Regions from separate parts of the Homo sapiens genome. Here region 2 is linked to region 1. Evidence: read pairs that join two places in POLR2A ChIA-PET (ENCODE). Cell type or tissue: GM12878. All regions are shown on one strand. Links, peaks and the distances in the headings refer to the core of each region. The heading gives the core; the rest is flanking DNA.

The links. ChIA-PET counts read pairs that join two places held together with the same protein. Peaks named below come from ENCODE experiments on the same cell type or tissue, not always from the same donor. Only the 100,000 strongest peaks of a DNase experiment are listed, where the experiment ranks them.
Region 2: POLR2A ChIA-PET joins it to region 1 with 6 read pairs; 7 of 35 experiments call an interaction of 5 or more read pairs at or near these places.

Annotation. Positions count from the first base shown.
Region 1 is chr7:138,462,826-138,473,303 of GRCh38, reverse strand. The region is part of intron 1 of TRIM24 (tripartite motif containing 24); the gene reads right to left. Among named protein-coding and RNA genes, the nearest start is that of TRIM24, 7.8 kb to the right of the region's middle. RefSeq lists a silencer at 10,426-10,478. In GM12878, for the core only: no CTCF peak of the experiment used is centred there; a DNase peak (open chromatin) is centred at 6,911; H3K4me3 peaks cover 1,695 bases.
Region 2 is chr7:138,391,925-138,402,402 of GRCh38, reverse strand. No RefSeq gene overlaps it. Among named protein-coding and RNA genes, the nearest start is that of TRIM24, 63 kb to the left of the region's middle. RefSeq lists an enhancer at 5,482-6,336. In GM12878, for the core only: no CTCF peak of the experiment used is centred there; a DNase peak (open chromatin) is centred at 5,852.

The DNA of each region.
Region 1 (10,478 bases), core at 4,288-9,287:
AGGAATTATTATTATCATTTTTTTGAGACAGAGTCTCGTTCTGTCACCCAGGCTGGAGTGCAGTGGCATGATCTAGGCTAACTGCAGCCTCCGCCTCCTGGGTTCAAGCAATTCTCCTGCCTCAGCCTCCCGAGTAGCTGGAACTACAGGCACATGCCACCACGCCTGGTTAATTTTTGTAATTTTAGTAGAGACAGGGTTTCACCATGTTGGCCAGACTGGTCTCGAACTCCTGACCTCAGGTAACCCGCCTGCCTCAGCCTCCCAAAGTGTTGGGATTACAGGCATGAGCCAACGCACCCAGCCAACATAAGGAATTATTAACCATCGTAAGGGATTGAATGGGAGGCCAAGGCAGGAGAACTGCTTGAGTCCAGGAGTTCAACCTGACTAACAAAGTGAGACCCTGTTTCTATTTAAAAAAAAAATTTTTTTAAGAGCTTGTGTCAGAATGTAAACCAACCAAGATCATTTAGTTCAGCTGACATTTAGTTCAGCTGGATGAAGGAAGCAGTACACTGGTCAACATTCTGTGGCAATGTCCTTATCTTGTTTCAGACCCTAATAGTTCGCAGCTCATGCCTTGAGTAGCACTGCCCTAAAATACCCTGCTTCAAAAAGGCACTAGATAGCACTATAAGAAGACAGATAGGTATCGTTGTTAATTCATGGTCTTTAGCACCAAACAAGCCTCAACACAACCTGCACTAACACTACATTTTATTGGTCAACTTCAAAACTCCCTTCTCAACCTTGTTCCACTCCTGTTACCCTCTCATTCTCAGCAGACGACCTCACTTTCTATTTAAGGGAGAAATCAGTGGGGGGCTCAGAATACAGAAATTCCACCCATTTTGAGGACACACACACCTGTATTTAGCACCTATTCTTACCTTCTCTCCTATTCACAAGAGAAAGTGTGTCTCCTATCCAAAGTCACCAATCTCTACCCATGCCTCAGATCAATGCCTTTCTGCTTTCTCAGAAGCCTCACCAAATCTTTTTTTTTTTTTATAAATTCAGTAGTTCTCGTGGATCCTTTCCATGTCCATTTAAATGTTTTTAAGCCTGATTTATATAAAAAGAAAGTGAGAAACCTTCCTCAACTTTTTATTTTTTTTCTCCCCTTAAGTATTACCTTATCCCATTCCTCCCCACTTCAGAGTTGTCTAAACTTTCCAACTATGTCTTTTCATCTCCCTCTCATTGTTTAACCTACCCCAATCTGGCTTTCACTATCTATCTCTCCACCTATATGCTTTTCCATGGTTGGTTTTTTTTCTTTTTTTAGTCTTCTCTTACTTGACCTTGCAGGAGGAGCATGACCCTGTAAAACACTGCTGCCTTTGGTAAGAGATATAAGGGAGACTCTTCACCTATAATCAAAATAAAATAAAGATCTTCTGGTAGTCAGGATTCCTAATTCCTATAGAAGACATTTTTCTTTTAAATGTATTATACCAGGCCGGGTGCGGTGGCTCATGCCTGTAATCCCAGCACTTTGAGAGGCTGAGGCAGGCGGATCACCTGAGGTGAGGAGTTTGAAACCAGCCTGGCCAACATGGCGAAACCCCATCTCTACTAAAAATACAAAAATTAGCCAACTGTGGTGGCGCGCACCTGTAATCCCAGCTGTTGGGGAGGCTGAGGCATGAGAATCACTTGAACCCAGGAGACAGAGGTTGCAGTGAGCCAAGATTGCACCACTGCACTCCAGCCTGGATGACAGAGTGAGACTCTGTCTCAAAATAAATAAATAAATAAATAAAATAAAAATAAATTTATTATACTATGAGATGAGAACCTATAGATTATTTATATTAGAAAAAAAATCAGAAGAAAGTCCTTTGAGAAATAAGGTGGTTTCATAATGTCAAAGAGGATATGGCATTTGAAAAAGGTTTTGAAAGACTAGATGAAAAGCAAAAATATTGAGGCAATTCAGATAATAGTTATGTTTATTTTAGACACAAATATTTGAACATGTACTGTACATATACTACAGTGCTAGTACATCCTATACATAATAAATCATATTAGCGTAAAACATATAAGGAATAAAATCAAGATGAAATAAATATTTTTAAATGTTTTGCTAATCAAGATAGCTTCACACTATTGTCAACTAATGCTTTCAGATGCAGTATACACTTAATGCATGGTCCATCATTTGTAATGGAGGATGTCAGTCAATTTCAAAGAGTAATCTTGTTAATTTTGAACTTTTAGGCCCACTTCTTGTTAGATCTGGTTAGATAATCAGTTGTTAACCTCACAATAAAACTGATAAGAGCCTATAAAGTGCCAGCTCTGCCACTTTAATGTTATTCTACCTGCAAAGGAGTACTATCTTTATCATAACTGAAAATAAGACTTCTAAGATTCAAATAATTTAAAGCTGGTGAAAAATTAAAGCTCCATCAACTCCACACACTGATAACATGAAACACAAAATTGAGACAGTAACAGCTACAGCTTTCTATAGGACAGGGATCTCCTTGCCAGCTAATCCCCTTGTCAGCTAATTGCATATTCAGGTCCCAAGAATGACAGGTATACATCCATCTATACAACACTGGTGAAGTTACAGACTTAAATGGAACTGTCTCTGTCGTTAATTGAAACAAGCGATCACTTTTTAAGGTTATTATACATGTACCCTATATCCTACAACTTAGGGACTTCCCAAACTGCTGAAATTAAGGGGCTTTTGTGAGCAGCCTCCATATGGGACTTCCCTAGGAAATGAGATTAAGGGTTTTATGCCAGAGGCCTGGTAATGGCCTACCATAATCTTCTATTTTTTGACAGACATTTAGTTAAAAACAGATATTAAAACCCATAAACCTATTTTTACAAGTACATATAAAATTATGTTACAAAGACTGGGCGCGATGGCTCGCATCTGTAATCCCAGCACTTTGGGAGGCCGAGGTGGGCAGATCAAGAGATTGAGACCATCCTGACCAACATAGTGAAACCCTGTCTCTACTAAAAACACAAAAACTAGCTGGGTGTGGTGGCACACGCCTATGCTCCCAGCTACTTGGGAGGCTGAGGCAGGAGGATCGCCTGAACCCAGGAGGCAGAGGTTGCAGTGAGCCAAGATCACACCACTGCACTCCAGCCTGGTGACAGAGAGAGACTCCATCTCAAAAAAAAAAAAAAAAAAAAAAAAAATTATACTTGTAGGAGGCAAAAACAAACAACAGAGTCTGCAGTATCGAAATCCCATGACCTCTAGGGCAGCTGTGTACAGTTAAGATAGGTTATACAGTACAAGGAACTGCCTGACTGGAGGGGAAATGTAGACTTACAGGCAAATGGGGGTCCACATTCCACTTCCTAAGGCACACATCCTTTGGTCCTGTATGTCAAGAGGACTCTTAATTTCTAACTCACACAAATACCATTTGGGCTTGAGGCAGCCTTAATCCCTTCTCTCAGGATACTCCATACAGCATATGTGAAATGTAGCCATTTGACATGCTTATTCATGTGACTGTGACAAACTATATATCAAGTACTTTAAAGCTCAATTTCTGAAAAGAAGTTCTAATGTCTTCCCTCACCTGAATGGATATTTTATTGCATATGTGGTGTGCCACACCACATTACAGAATAAAATATAATGGCACTTAGTCATGCCATTTTGGAGACTACTGGTCTAAGTGTGTATTCAAAATGCTGGAGTAAAATTAAGAAAGGGCTCGGCAGCTCACACCTGTAATCCCAGCACTTTGGGAGGCTGAGGCAGGTGGATTACCTGAGGTCAGCAGTTCAAGGCCAACAGGGTAAAATCCCGTCTGTACTAAAAATACAAAAAAATTAGCAAGGTGTGGTGGTGTGTGCCTGTAATCTCAGCTACTTGGGAGGCTGACGCAGGAGAATTGTTTGAACCGGGGAGGTGGAGGTTGCAGTGAGCCAAGATGGCCACTGCACGAGACACTGTCTCAAAAAAAAAAAAAAAAATTGAGAAAGGGGTCAAGGTTACATTGCAGAAAGAAATTTGAAAAACTTGTGCATCTAGTTGATAGTTTAACTTCTTGAAGAAAAATTAAACAGAGAAATCTAGAGACCTAAAAATGAAAGTTTACAAATTACCCACATTTGGGTATATTTAAAAAGGTACAATGAAATTAAAAAGCATTCTTCTGACATCAGTTTTCCACCAGGAATAGAGTAACTAGTACTGAGACAAGCTTTCCTGTCATTAATTACTGTATATTACCAGGACAGATACCTTAGGCAACTTTTCAGACAATGGACAAAAGGCAATGCAGTACTGTGATCCATGAGGAAAGAAAAGCTCAGGTGAATAAGCCCCCTAAATCTTGATTCCCTAACTGAGGACTATTTTGTGATCATGGTTCATGGAGCTACAGCCAATGCAGAACATAGCAAAGGAGCCAGAGAGATTCGGGGATTGTGAACCAGATGGAATATATAGGGCAAAGCACTTGGGAGAAGGGAGCTGAACAGAGAAAGGGTGCCAGTAGTCTATGTAAGGGTTTTGCCAAGTCCTTGGCTGAAGGCTACTACGCATGTGCAGAGCAAGTCCATGGGAAGTTTACCAGAGAGCAGCTGCTAAGGGATTGAGAGAGAAGCAAAGATACTGGAGGCCAAGCAGGAACAAAGAGAAAACAAATAAAAAGATGTCAGTCTTAAACCTTGCCATACCAACAATTACATAAAATATAAATGGATTAAACAAAAGCAAAAATTAAAAGCTGGGATAAAAAAGTAAGACAACTATACGCTATCTACGAGATACTTTAAAAAGCTAGAAGTAAAAGCATGGGAAAAATATACCATTCAAACACATAGATTAAAAAAACAATGGCATTAATATCAGGCAAAGTAGACCATAACATAGCATTATAGGAAGCAAAGAACATTTCACCTTAAAAAAGGGCAGGCAATTCATAAAAGCTTCAAAATACCTGTAGCAAAACCAAGTGAGGTATATCTCAAGAATGCAAGATTGATTTAACATCTAAAAATCAACGTAATTCATACATTAACAAAAAAAGGAGACAAATTGCATGACCATTTCAATAGACACAGGAAAAGTACATGGCAAAATTCATCACCCATTCATAATAAAAATTCTCAGCATATTAAAAATAGAAGGGAACTTCTTCATTTTGATAATGGGCATCTATAGAAAACAGCTAACATATTAATGGTGAAAAATTGAGTGTTTTCCTCCTAAGATGAGGAATAAGGTAAGGAAATCCTTTCTCATTTAATACTGAAATTCAACTTCTAGTCAATATTGTATTGGAGTCCTTGCTGGTGCAATAAGAAGACATAAATTATTAAGAATAGAAAGCAAGAAGTAAAGCTATCTCCCTGTAGACTACATAGAAAATCCTAAGGAGTCCTTGAAACAAAAAAAAAAGATACTTAATAATCGAATTTAGCAAGATAATGGGATGAAACCAATAATCGTATTTCAATATACTACCAACAGTTTGAAATGAAAATTTTAAAAATATCATATACGATATCATTTAACATTATAAAATGTTTAATATTTATACTATGTAAACAAAAATTGTACAAGAATGCTACAATGAAAACCACAAGACAGTGCCGAGAATTTAAGAGATAACACATATTCACAGATTGGAAGAACCAATATTGTTAAGAACATTATGGCTGGGTGCAGTGGCTCACGCCTGTCAATATCAGCACTTTGGGAGGCCGAGGCGGGCAGATCACCAGGTCAAGAGATCGAGACCATCCTGGCCAACATGGTGAAACCCCGTCTCTACTAAAAAATACAAAAATCAGCTGGGCGTAGTGGCGCATGCCTATAGTCCCAGCTACTCAGGAGGCTGAGGCAGGAGAATCACTTGAACCTGGGAGGCGGAGGTTGCAGTGAGCAGAGATCACATTACTGCACTCCAGCCTGGTAACAGAGCAAGACTCATCTCAAAAAAACAAAACAAAACAAAACAAAACAAAACACATTCCCCCTTACCCAAATTGATATCTAGATTCAATGTAATTCCAATCAAAACCATGACAGACTTTTGTGTAGAAACTGAAAAGCTGATTCTAAAATGTAAAGAAATGCAAATGACTTCAAAGAATCATAAGAATTTTGAAAAAGAACAAACTGTCAAATTTCAAAATTTGCTGAGAAGAGTACTGTAATCAAAAAACATTATGTATTAGCTGAATGGACAAATCAATAAAGAACAGACCACACACAGATGGCTGATTTTTGTATAAAAATGCCAAAATAATATAATGAAAAAGTACTGTCTTTAATAAATGGTGTTTTAACATACAGTTTTTAAAAAAATGAACCTCAACCTCACACAAAAAATAACTCACAAAATGGATTACAGGTTTATATTTTAAAGCTAAAACTATAAAAATGCTGGGTTAAAAAGTGGAGAAAATCTTAGTAAACTTGGGGTAGGCAAAAAATTGTTAGATAGGACACAAAAGTCATTAACCATAAAATAAATTGATAAACCAGACTTAATCAAAATTTAAACCTTTAGCTCTTCAAAAGACACCAAGAAAATGAGCATGCAAGCCAGAGTCAATACCTGCAATACATGTATCTGACAAAGGACCTAGATATAGAATATATATAAAGAACTTTACGTTTCAATAAAAAGGCAAACTCCCAGCCAGGCGTGGTGGCTCACGCCCATAATCCCAGCACTTTGGGAGACGAGATGGGTGATCACTTGAGCTCAGGAGTTGAGAGACCAGCCTGAGCAACATGGCGGAGGTTGCAGTGGGCTGAGATGGCGCCACTGCACTCCAGTATGGGCAACACAGTGAGATGCTGTCTCCAAAAAAAAAAAAAAAAAAGCAACTTAAGTTTTGAAATTTGCAAAAGACAAACCAAAATCTCACCAAAAAAGAATGACTACTAAGCACAAGAAAAGATGCTCATCATTATTCATCAGAGAAATGAAAACCAAAACCATGAGATAGCTTTTCTCACCTACTAGAATGGTTAAAATTTAACAGACTGACAGGCCAGGCACAGTGGCTCACGCCTGTAATCCCAGCACTTCGGGAGGCCGAGGCGGGTGGATCACCTGAGGTCAAGAGTTCAAGACCAGCCTGGCCAACATGGTGAAACCCTGTCTCTACTAAAAATACAAAAAAATTAGCCAGGTGTAGTGTAATCCCAGCTGCTTGGGAGGCTGAGGCAGGAGAATCGCCTGAACCCTGGAGGTGGAGGTTGCAGTGAGCCAAGATGGCACCACTGCACTCCAGCCTGGGCGACAGAGTGAGACTCCGTCTCAAAAACAAAAACAAAAAAAACTTTTAAAGACAATACCCAAAACTGGGGAGAGTGTGAACAAACTTTGGAGAGAACTGCTGGAGGGTCTATAAAGTAGTACAAGCAGTGTAAACATACATTTATCATAAAAACAAGAAATTCCAATTCTAAGTTATTTCCTCAGGGAAATGACAATGTATCCACACCAAGACTTTTCTACAAATACCTTTAAGTTTTATTCATAATAGCTCCAAACTAAAAAATACTGATACCTACTAACAGGTGAATAAAAATATGTATATTTTTATATATATAGGACTGACAGGTAACACAGATCATTCTTAAATATTAATCCTTTGCCATTAAAGATTGCACTCATGAGATGATTTATACTTTTTGCCAAGAAATCAGTCCCAGAATAGTTACGTATCTTGTATACTGCCAGTTAGTAAAGAAATCTTGGAAAAGGGATTTAGTCTTATATTTTAACCCTCTCTAGACAAATAATACCTTTCAAAAGTATGTTCTCAGTATTTGTTAAAAATAGCTCTTCAATATTGTCTTTTAGGTAGAGAGGAAAAAACTGCTCTCAAACTCCCAGTTTGCTACTCATTAGCTGAACAGTACGTTAACAACACAAAATACTACACAATATTATAACATTTCTCTAAGATCAGTTTGTTTTCTTAACATACGTAAAAGAAAATCCATTTCCTAAAGTTTTGCCTCTCTCCTAGATATAACTGCATACTAAGAAAATGACAGTCAAGACTGAAGGAGTCATCCAATTTTAACTTGTGGTCATTCACCCTCATTCCTTCCAACATGTAGCCTGAGAAAAAAGGACAGTTAAACCGAAGTTTTAAAACAAATGTTCTCAATGGGAGCTTGGTGGCCAGTGTAATTGTATCTGAGCATTTATAAATTATACTTTTCTGCTGTTATTTGCTTCATTTTATTTCTCCTTTAAAACAGTTCAAACATTATGTTTACTTTTGTAAGAAAAATGTGTTAGGATTTTTTTTCCCCATGAAATTCATTTAGGATGACAAAGAGAGCATGAAAAGTATTTTATAGAAAGGGAAACTAGATCTGAAACAGTTTTAGAATACTGCTTGCATTAAAGAAACAATTCTAGAGTGTAACTGTATTATACCCTAGCATTCTGCAACTACGCCAGATTAGGTAGAATCAGATTTTCAGGAGGGAGGGGCCTAAAAATCTAAATTTTTTTTAGGTGTTAAAGTTTAGTGGTGTTAAAGTTTGAAAATCTCCAGTTTTTGAAATCTAAAAAGTGTATGAAATATAACATATTTGGCCTCAACAAACCTATTGTTTGGCCTATAGCATGGGCCCATAAATTAATTGTGTGTGTGTATATATATTTATGTGTATAAATATTCACACATTTTTAATTAGTTGACAATATCTAATACTAGAAAAATTTTGTTCAAAAATCCAGATTCAGAATTTGCATTAAATAAATAAAAGATCCTTCAATACTTGCCCTGCACTCACATGACAAATTGCTATAGCTAAGAAGAGTCTGCCCCCCTGCTTGTACTCCCCATCATTTCCTACCATTTTACCCCAAGGCTCACACAGTTCTCCATCCCAACTACCTATTTAACCTTTGTGTAATAGATATTACTTGACTTGTGATGCCTGTACTCACAAATTCAGTAGGAAAATGAAGAACTGGTTTGATCAAATGAACCCGTTATTTAGTTAAGCAATGTCTAAATTTGGCTGGCTGCGGTGGCTCACACCTGTAATCCCAGCACTTCTGGGGGCCAAGGCAGGCGGATCACAAGGTCAGGAGATCGAGACCATCCTGGCTAACACGGTGAAACCCCGTCTCTACTAAAAAATATAAAAAAATTAGCCGGGCGTGGTGGCATGTTCCTGTAGTCCCAGCTACTCAGGAGGCTGAGGCAGGAGAATGGCCTGAACCCGGGAGGCAGAGCTAGCAGTGAGCCGAGATCGCACCACTGCACTCCAGCCCGGGCGACAGAGCGAGACTCCGTCTCAAAAAAAAAAAAAAAAAAAAAAAGTCTAAATTTTTGCTTCAGCTAGTATTAAAATAAGTATGCAAGGAGAGATAAAGGGACAAAATACCCAAGTCACTAAGACTCAGGATAGCATTTTTAATTTTTTAAAGATAACTTTAATTCTTTTTAGGTGTACTTTTAAGTACAATTTGTTAAAACGTTTTTCCTAGTATAAAAACAAAAACATCTTCCAATTTAAACGCTTTCTTTGAACTCTTGCGTACAATACAGCATAAAGATAAAAAATATTCAGATTGTAATTACACAGAACATTTTGAGAAGTATGGAATCACAAACTTGTCTCAGAATTGAGGATGATAACTTTACGACCCATGTTCTCATTAATTCAAGTCCATATGTCATGGCCAGGCAAACAATATGTCATAATTCTATAATCATGCACAATTCAGATCTTAATTGGCTACAAGCCTGTTTAACCATTTAAAATATAAATGGAAGAGGACGGGTGGGGTGGCTCACACCTGTAATCCCAGCACCTACAGAGGCTGTGGCAGGTGGATCACCTGAGGTCAGAAGTTCGAGACCAGCCTGGCCAACATGGCAAAACTCCGTCTCTACTAAAACAAAACACAAATTAGCCAGGTGTGGCGCCCAGCTGAGGCACAAGAATCGCTTGAACCAGGGAGGCAGAGGTTGCAGTGAGCTGAGATTGTGCCACTGCACTCCAGCCTGAACGACAAAGCGAGGTAGGAAGGTAAGAAGGTAGGAAGGTAAGAACGCAGGAAAGAAGGAAGGAAGGAAGGAAAAACCAACCTTAAACTGTGTCTAAGAAATAAGAACAGGCCAGGTGCGGTGGCTCACACTTGTAATCCCAGCACTTTGGGAAGCCAAGGTGGGCGGATCACCTGAGGTCGGGAGTTCAAGACCAGCCTGACCAACATGGAGTAACCCCGCCTCTACCAAAAAAAAAAAAAAAAAAAAAAAAAACACAAAATTAGCCGGACGTGGTGGCGCATGCCTGTAATCCCAGCTACTCGGGAGGCTGAGACAGGACAATCGCTTGAACCTAGGAGGCAGAGGTTGCGGTGAGCCAAGATCGCACCACTGCACTCCAGCCTGGGCAAGAAGAGCGAGACTCCGTCTCAAAAAAAAAATAAATAAATAAATAAATAAGAACTAAGGTTTAAGCTTTCACCTGTTCGAAC
Region 2 (10,478 bases), core at 2,889-7,888, 70 kb after region 1:
TAACATCACCTTGAGGGTTAGGTTTCAACACATGAATTTTGGGAGACACAAATATTGAGACCATAGCAGTATTGTTGTTTACATGTCAGTCTTCCGTTACTTTAGTGAGAACCGGTGCTCTTAGCAAATTGACAAACATAATTCAAATGAAGACGTACCACAAAAATGATGACTTCAACAAGGCAAATGTCACCTTGACAAGCCAGACAATAGTCAATATCCTTCACCATGTGTCTCCTTTTAGTATTGACATTAGGCTTTATTCAGGCAATGGATGAACCATTAAAACCTTGTATGCAGGAACGTTATATGATTGACTGTTAATCTGGAGATAGTTTGAAAGAAGAGATGACTGGGGATAGACTGGTGGGGGTGGGGAAAGGAAGGAAAGTAAGGAAAGAAACGACGAAGGAGGTGATTAAAAAATTCCATCTTATTTGGTTCTGATATTTACATGAAACACGAAAGAGTCTTTCAACTCAGTCTAGTGATAGAGAATGTAGGACTGCTTCACATGTATGTACCCTTTGACTCATCCAAATATCAAGGAGTGTGAAGACAGAATGAAAGGTAATCTTTTTCATATGTGGTGAGATTGCCCAAGAACAGATAAGATTTAGAACGGCATACTTTAATTATGAGGAACATTTGCTTACAGATATTTGATTACTATTAAATACATTCCGTAAGATCAATGTTTAATTTCAAACTGAAAGTTTGCTTTTTAATTTTAATAGCTGCAAAATTCTGCTAAAGAAAGAAATCATAAGAATCTACTCAAATGCAAGCTTCAGTAAATATGATATGGAAATATAAGATGCAAGAAAGACTTTTCATAAATTAAAACACATTTGTTACTCAAACATAAGTCATTTTTGTTTTTAGAATATAGGATGACTTTTACAAAAGACCAAAATTTTAAAGGCAACTATAAAATAGGCTATAAAAACCAAAGGATGATTTGTAAACATGGCGATATGGCATAGAATAAAATGAGCTATAAATATGTGGATTAGTAGCTAAGCACAAAGTAGTTGCTGGAGACATTTATGTAAAGCAACCAACAATGCATGCTTTTTTGTTGCTAAAAAATGTTTTATAACAGACAGATCTAATAACTGCTTACTGATTACCTTCACTATGTAAAGGACTATTTTATTTTATTTTATTTTATTTTTCCCTTTCCCTCAAAAGGTCTATTTTAGGGGAATTTGAACACTCATTACATTAGGACATAGTCTTTCCCTCAAGCTTGGATTCTAGTTGAGGGAGAAAAGGAATACATAAAAACCTAATAAATTTTACACAATACTTGACAAATAAAAGCAATAAAAACAATATTAATAAATTTTTAGTTCTTAAAATATTTTTATGTAAAGAAGATTATTTAATAATTTTTAAAAATCAAGAAATGTCAGGGAGAAAAAAGCTTTGCCTCTGTCTTCTTAATTTCTGTAACTGGAGGTATGTGAGTTAAACTGACAAAAGACAGATTAACAGGAGAAAGTACCCAATCCGCATTAGTATTTATGTGTACACGAGTTCAGAGGAAAGAAGTGAAACTCAAAGAAGAGATTAGACTCAGGGATTCATATACCCTTTTAACAATGGAAAGAGGGTTTGGACTTAAAGGATGATCATTTGTGGGGAAAAGGCTAGGAAACATCTGGGGGAACTAATGGAAGATAAGGGCTGCTTGAGTAAGACCTGTTTATGCAAACTCATCTTGGCATCAACTTCCCGTCTTGAGGATGAGTGGCTCTTCTCTCCCTGGTCTGGTGGAGAGGTTAGGGGGAATGTGTGTGTGTGTATGCGTGTGTGTGTATGTCTGTGACACTTTCATTAAAGAAAAATTTACGGCCTGCTTTTAGGCAGATGGCGAGAACAAAACTCTTCCTGAATTTGTTGATTCTCAATTGCCTTTAGCACAAAACAATCCTTAAGCCAGAGTGGCACATGGCATATTCTGCATTGCTTCAGCCCAATATAGCCTACCCTGATGGCCATGTTCAATAGTTGTGATAGCAATGTTGAGAAAGAAGATTGCTCTGTGGTTTGGGTGTGATGGCCCATGCCTATAATCCCAGCGCTTTGGGAGGCTGAGGCAGGAAGACTGCTTTAGGCCAAGAGCCCTAGAGCAGCCTGGGCAACATAGTGAAACCCTGTCTCCACAGAAAACTTTTAAAAAATTAGCTAGGCATGGTGGTATGTGCCTGTAGTCCTAGCTACTCAGGAGGCTGAGATGGGAGGATCACTTGAAGCCAGGATTCCAAGGCTGCAGTGAGCTATGATCATGCCACTGCACTCCAGCCTTGGTGACAGTGAGACGCTGTCTGAAAGAGAAAAAAAGATTGCTCTGTGGACTTCACAGATACCTAACACCATTCCTCAGAAAGTGATGACAAATTCTGCTATCTCCTATTATAAAATTTTGAAATTTTATAATAACTTTATTGAAGATTTAAAAATATTCATTACATCATATTTACTTGTTTTAGGCCCCCAGGACCCAAGGGATAATACATTATGAATATTGATTAATCACTACTACCACACTGCTCCCCAGTAAGATAGGAAAATACCTTTTTATTTTAAAGATAATGTTTTTTTACTGATTATAAACTAATACATGCTGTTCAAAGTTAGGAAAGTTCAGGATAAAAGTCCCACCATCCAGAGAGACTATGACTGTGAACATTTTTCCATATTACTTTCTAATCATTTTTTATTTCTTAGCATATTTAAGAACATGTAGCTGGAATGGCACAACAATATATCTTGAATGCCAAGTCTGATTAGTATGTAGTGAAGCATGGAATGGAGAAGGCTCCTAAAGCTCCATCTGGTTTGTGATTTTTGATATTGAAAAATGCATAAAATTTGTCAATTTGCCAAGTCCCTGTTTGCTATGGTTTGAATGTGTCCTGCAAAATTCATGTGGGCTGGGAGCAGTGGCTCACACCTGTAATCCCAGCACTTTGGGAGGCTAAGGCAGGAGGATCGCTTGAAGCCAAGCATTCGAGAGCAGCCTAGGCAACACAGAGAGACCCCATCTCTACAAAAAAATTTAAAAAAATTAGCCAGGTGTGGTTTCATGTGCCTGTATCAGCTACTTGAGAGGCTGAAGCAGGAGGATCACTTGAGCTCAGGAGTTGGAGGCTGCAATGAGCTATAATCTTGCCATTGTACTCTAACCTCATCAAGAGAGTGAGACCCTGTCTCAAAAAAAAAAAAAAAATTCACATATTGAAACTTAATTTCCACTGCGATAGCATTGAGAGATAATGCCTTTTGGAGGTGACTAAGTCCTGGGGAATAAGTCATCCAGGCTGGAGTGCAGTGGCATGATCATAGCTCACTGCAGCCTTGGACTCCTGGGTTCAAACAATCCTCCCACCTCAGCCTCCTGAGTAGTTAGGACTAGAGACACATGCCAACATGCCTGGCTAATTTTTTTTTTTTTTAATTTTTGTAGAGATGGGGTTTCACTATGTTGCCCAGTCTGTTCTTGAGCCCTCATAAGTGGGATTAACAACCTTTAAAAGGACTGGAGGGAACAACATAGGCCTTTGCCTCACCCTCCTTTCTGCCATATGAGGACACAGCATTTAAGCTGTCATCTTGGAAACAGAGACAGAGCCATCACCAGACACCAAACCTGTCAGTGCCCTGATCTTGGACTTCTCAGCCTCTGAAACTGTAAGGAATAAATTTATGTTCTTTCTAAATTACCCAGCCACAGGTATTTTGTTATTGCAGCACAAATGGACAAAGACAGTGTTGTAGATGATTGCTGAGAACAGTGGCAGTTGGCTTTCACTCTTTATTAGAAATACCTTGATTACATTTTAACAACTTTATTCAGATGAAATTGACATACCATACAATTTACCCATTTAAAATAAACAATTCAAAATTTTTAGTGTATTTACAGAGTTGTGCAACCAACACTACAATCTAAGTTTAGAACCTTTTTATCAAACCCAAAAGAAACCCCCCACATCCTTCCACAGCCATTCCATTTGTCTCTAGTCCCACCAACCCTAGACTGTCACAAATCTATTTTTTGTCCCTATAGATATGCCTACTCTAGACATTTCATATAAATGGAATCTTGCAATACGTAATCTTATGTGATTGGCTTCTTTTACTTAGCATTTGATGTTTTCAAGCTTCAATGTAAAACATATCAGTAGTATTTAATTTATTTTTATTGTCAAATAATTTTTTTATTATATGGATAGACCACATTTTACGTATCTGTTCATCAGCTAATGCACATTTAGTTTGTTTCATTTTCTGCTATCATTCATATTGCTGCATAAACATTTGTATACAAGTTTTGTGTGGATATACACTCTTAGTTCTCTTGGGTCTCTACTTATCAGTAAAATTGTGTGGTCCTATGGTAAGTTTATGTTTATGGTTTTGAGGAATTGACGGACTATTTTCCAAAACACACCCCACCAGCAATGTATTAGGGTTCCAGTTTCTTATATCCTCTCCAATGCTTGTTACTATTTGTCTTTTTTATTATAGGCCATCTTTCCTAGTGGTTGTGAAGTAGCATCTTGTTATTGTTTTCATTTGCATTTTCCTGATGGCTAATGATGTTGAATATCTTTTCATGTGCTTATTGGCCATTTCTTTAGAAAAATGTCTTTTAGATCCTTTGCCCATTTTTAAATTTGATTGTCTTTTTATTATCAAATCATAAAATTTCTTTTATATAGTCTGTATATGAGGTCCTTATCAGATATGTGATTTACAAATATATTCTCCCAATCTGTGGATTAACTTTTTCTTTCTTTCTTTTCTTTTCTTTTTTTCTTTTTCATTTTTTTTTTTTTTTTAGATGGAGTCTCACTCTGTCACCCAGGCTGGAGTGCAGTGGCACAATCTTGGTTCGCTGCAACCTCCGTGCCCTGGGTTCAAGTGATTCTCCTGCCTCAGCCTCCTGAGTAGCTGGGATTACAGGCACCTGCCACTACGCCTGGCTAATTTCTGTATTTTTAGTAGAGACAGGGTGTCTCCATGTTGGCCAGGCTGGTCTCGAACTCCTGATCTCAAGTGATCCACCCACCTTGGCCTCTCAAAGTACTGGGATTACAGGTGTAAGTCACCACACCCCGCTGATAGGGTCTCACTCCTACCCAGGCTGGAATGCAGTGGCATGATCATAGCTCACTGCAGCCTTAAACTCCTAGACTCAAATAACCTTCCTGCCTTAACCCCCTGAGTAGCTGGAACTACAGCTATGCACCACCATGCCCTGCTAAGTTTTTTTTTTATTAAGTTTTTTGTAGATATGGGGTTCACTATGTTGCCCAGGCTGATCTCCAACTCCTGGCATCAATCAATCCTCCTTCCTCAGCCTCCCCAGTAGCTTGGACTATAGACGCATCCCACTGCAGCTGGCTCCAATGAATACTTTTCATTATGGTACATTTCACTTTGGACCGGTCACATTTGAAATTCTTGATGGTCATGTATGGCCATGGCTATTACCCTGGAGAGTGCAGGTTAGAGGATTAGGTGGCACTAGATTGAAACTATGGAGGTCAGAGACTGGATTTCACTCTTATATTTGTAGAACCCATCAAAGTGCCCAGGATATGGGAAATATTCAAGAAATATTAGTTGGTTGATTAGTTATTAATAATTACACTAGCAGGTTGGGCTGTAATCACATGAAACTCTGTGCCTGTGCTGTGCCTGTGGCTCAAGAAAATGCCCCAGGTGTTTCTGGGGTGATCAAAATCTGCTAGGCCAGTTAATAGGTAATCTTTAGTATTCTATTCAGAACCACTTCAAAGGCTGGGAAGGAGGAGGGGCTCACTTCAAAGGCTTTAGGAGAGAGAAATAGAGCAAGTTAGTAAAGCTGGTTGCCAGGACAACCTTCTCAGCATTGAAAGCGGACAATCAGGTTGTAGACCTAGGCTGGGTATAGCTGTGATCTTTGCTTTTGTAATATACTGTCCTTTTGCTTGGCTCTAAGGAAGAGCAGTTTTTAAATGGCAATTTAAGAGTGTAATTTGGAGCCAGGAAGCTATATGGTGCTAAAAGTGTTTAAGTGCAAAGGGAAGGAAAATGGGCAGAATGTTGATTGGAAGGGAACCACCTGAGGTGAAGCACAATCACTTATAAGGTTCTAGTTCAAGAGGAACTTTTAACCTTAACTTGCAGATAGACCTCACTTAATGGGAAACCAAGAATTGGGAGCAAAATCAGTTTTTTCTTTGGCCTTAGAATGTCATTAGATTAGGCAGTTTAAGAGTTAAGAAAGTAATTATTTGATACTTAGTTGATTTTTTTCTTAAGTTTTATTCTCAATTTGTTATTTAAATATTTATGCAGATGTTAGTCGGTAATTTTTTTTTTTTTTGAGACAGGGTCTTGCTCTGTTGCCCAGGCTGGAGTGCAGTGGTGTGATCACGGCTCACTGCAGCTTCAACCTCCTGAGTTCAAGCGATTCTCCCACTTCAGCCTCCCAAGTAGCTAGGACCAGAGGCATGTGCTTTCATGCCTGGTTAATTATTTTTATTTTTTGTAGAAAGGGGTCTAAATTTTTAAATAAATAAAATTTAATAAACTTTTGTGGGAACTATTACTGTATGCCTGGCACTTTACTAAATGCTTTTTATGTATTTAATTCTCAGGAAAAAAAATTGCCTACATTTTATAGATTTTTGTTTGTTTGATTTTTTAGCAACTCTTCTATGACTTGAATCAGATTTTTTAAAAATTGAAGTTTTGGCCAGGCGCGGTTGCCCATGCCTGTAATCCCAGCATTTTGGCAGGCTGAGGTGGGAGGATCACGGGAGTTTCACAGCAGCCTAGGCAACATACGAAGACCATTGTCTCTAAAGAAATAAGAAATTTAATTTTTAAAAAAATTTTTAAGTTTTGAGAGATTAAGTGCCTTGTTCAAGAATTGTTATGGCTGGGCATGGTGGCTCACACCTGTAATCCCAGCACTTCAGGAGGCTGAGGTGGGTGGATTGCTTGAGCTCAGGAGTTCAAGACCAGCCTGGGCAACATGGTGAAACCCTATCTCTAGGAAAAAAAAAAAAAAATTAGCCAGGTGTGGTGGTGGGCTCCTGGGGTCCCAGCTACTTGAGAGACTGAGGTGGGAGGATCATTTGAGCCTGGGAAGTCCAGGCAGTGCACTCCATTCTGGGGGACAGAGTGAGACCCTGTCTCAAAAAAAAGAAGAAGAAAAACAATTGTTTCTATAGAAATAATATAACTGTGGATAACTTTTATATTTCCATTATTTTTTATTTAAAAACTTTTAAATTTACATATAACTGTACATATCTGTTTAGTACAATGTGATGCTTTGTTTTATATATACACATGCATACACTGTGTGATGATTACATCAGAGTAATTAAGCATATCTCTCCCCTCAGACATTATCATTTCTTTGTAGTGAGAACATTCAAAATTTTCTCTTCCAGCTATTTTGAAATATGCAATACATTATCGGTAACTATAGTCACTCTTTGTGCAGGACACCACAACTTTTTCTTCCTAATTACAACTTCCTACTTGTTGACCATTCTCTTCCTGTTACTGAACCGAACTGGGGTCTGTTTGCTGGGTGCGCTAAGACCAAACATCCACACTGAGGTTTCGCAGTGGGAGAAAGGAGGGCGTTTATTTGCAGAGCGCCAAACAAAGACAATCAGGCAGCTCAGGCTTAAGGCCTGACCTCTCCAAAAGCTTACAAACAAGGGTTTTGTTTGTTTGTTCGAGACATAGTCTTGCTCTGTCATCCAGTCTGGAGTACAGTGGTGCCATCTCGGCTCACTGCAACCTCTGCCTCCCAGGTTCAAGCGATTCTACTGCCTCAGCCTCCCAAGTAGCTGGGATTACAGGCATGCGCCACCACGCCCGGCTAATTTTTGTATTTTTAGTAGAGACGGGGTTTTGCCATGTTGGCCAGGCTGGTCTGGAACTCCTGACCTCAGGTGATCCACCCGCCTCAGCCTCCCAAAGCGCCGGGATTACAGGGATGAGCCACCGCGCCATACGTACACGCGAGGGTTTTTAATGGTGGGGTGCAGATCAGGAAAGCAGACGTTACAGGCAAAATTGTAAATCAATGCATGGAGGTTATACTTTGGCCTAAAGTGGTGGGATATCTTAAAGGCGGGTGTATTAGTCCGTTGTTGCACTGCTATAAAGAAGTACCTGGGACTGGGTAATTTATAAAGAAAAGAGGTTTAATTGGCTCACAGTCTGCAGGCTGAAGCATGGCTGGGGAGGCCTCAGGAAACTTAAAATCATGGCAAAGGCAAAGGGGAAGCAGGCAGCACGTCTTCACATGGCCAGAGCTGGGGGAAGCGGGTGGAGGAGGTGCTGTACACTTTTAGACAACCAGATCTCATGATAACTCACTCACTATCATAAGAACAGCACCAAAAGGGAAATCTGGCCGGGCGCGGTGGCTCACGCCTGTAATCCCAGCACTTTGGGAGGCTGAGGCGGGCGGATCACGAGGTCAGGAGATCGAGACCATCCTGGCTAACATGGTGAAACCCCGTCTCTACTAAAAATACAAAAAATTAGCTGGGCGTGGTGGCGGGCGCCTGTAGTCCCAGCTACTCGGGAGGCTGAGGCAGGAGAATGGCGTGAACCGGGGAGGCGGAGCTTGCAGTGAGCCGAGACCGCGCCATTGCACTCCAGCCTGGGGGACAGAGCGAGACTCCGTCTCAAAAAAAAAAAAAAAAAAAAAGAACAGCACCAAAAGGGAAATCTGCCCCCACCATCCAATCACCAATCACCTCCCACCAGGCCCCATCTCCAACACTGGGATTACAATTTGACATGAGATTTAGTTGGAGACACAGATCAAAACCATATGGCAGGGGTGAGGTGGGGGGGCTACTTATAGGTCTTAGGGAGATTCAAAGATTGTTCCATTTGCAACTGGTTAAGGAAGGAAGGAAGGAAGGGAAGCTTTGTCTAAAGCTTGGGGTCCTCAGAAAAGAATCTTAGATGTAGCCTGTGGGTTTGACTTCCCCCAGGTCCCTCAGGAAGAAGTTCAGAAAGAACTTCTGTACTTCTGGTGGGGGTCTGGGTTTCTGAGAAACATCTCAGTGACAAACGTTAAGATGTTGTCTTTAAATTTTATTTGGAATCAATCATTTTGTGACTTGAACTTTCTTGGCTATTGCTTTAAGCTACTATTACCTTCTTGCTTATCCAGTTCATTTACTTCTCAAGGCTAGCTGGGTGCCTGGAGTTTCCCTTGAAGGAACTCAAGGTTTTCCTTTATTTCCATGCTTGGGGGGGTGTCCAACAGGCCCCTAAGAGGAGTCCCTGCTTCATCTCATTCTTACTCTCCCCAGCCCCTCCCTTCCCCAGTCTTTGGCAAACACTGTTGTATTCTGTACTTCTATGTGAACACATTTTTAGATTTCACATATGAGTGAGATCATATGGTATTTATCTTTCTGTGCCTGGCTTATTTCACTTAACATAAGCTCTCCAGGTTCATCCACGTCAAATAAGATAACAGGATTTCATTCCTTTTCATAGCTGAATTGTACTCCATCATGTATAGATACCACATTTTCTTTATTAATTTATCTGTTGGTGGAAACTTAGGTTGATTACTTATCTTGGCTATTGTGAATTGTGCTGCAACAAACATGAGAGTCAGATATCTCTTCGACATACTGATTTCATTTCCTTTGGATATATACCCAGTATTGGGATTGGTAGATCATATGGTAATTTTATTTCTAATTTTTGGAAGAGCCTCCATACTGATTTCCATAATGGCTGTACTAATTTACATTCCCACCAACAGTGTGTAAGGGCTCCCTTTTCTCCACATCCTCTTCAACACTTGTTATCTTTTGTTTTTTTTTTATGATAGCCATTATTCTCCTCCATTTAAAACAATTGGCAATAATTGTACATATTCATGGGATACCTAGTGATGTTTTGATACATATAATATATAGTGACCAGATCAGGATTATTAGCATATTCATCATCTCAAACATGTATCATTTCTGTGTTGGGAACATTCAATAGCCTCCTTATAGCTATTTGAAATGATATGATACAAATGTATCAACAGTTATTGTTAACTATACATATTGATACATATTGTTAACTATACATATTGATACATATTGTTAACTATATGGATGTTTCCAACAGAAATGATACATATTGTTAACAAATAGCTATAAGGAGGCTATTGAATGTTCCCAACACAGAAATGATACATATTGTTTGTTGTTGTTGTTGTTGTTTTTGAGACACCCACACCCAGCTAATTTGTGTATTTTTAGCAGAGATGGGGTTTCACCATGTTGGCCAGGATGGTCTCGATCTCTTGACCTTGTGATCCACCTGCCTTGGCCTCCCAAAGGATTACAGACTTGAGCCACCATGCCTGGCCACATATTGTTAACTATATATCATTTCTGTGTTAGGAACATTCAATAGCCGCC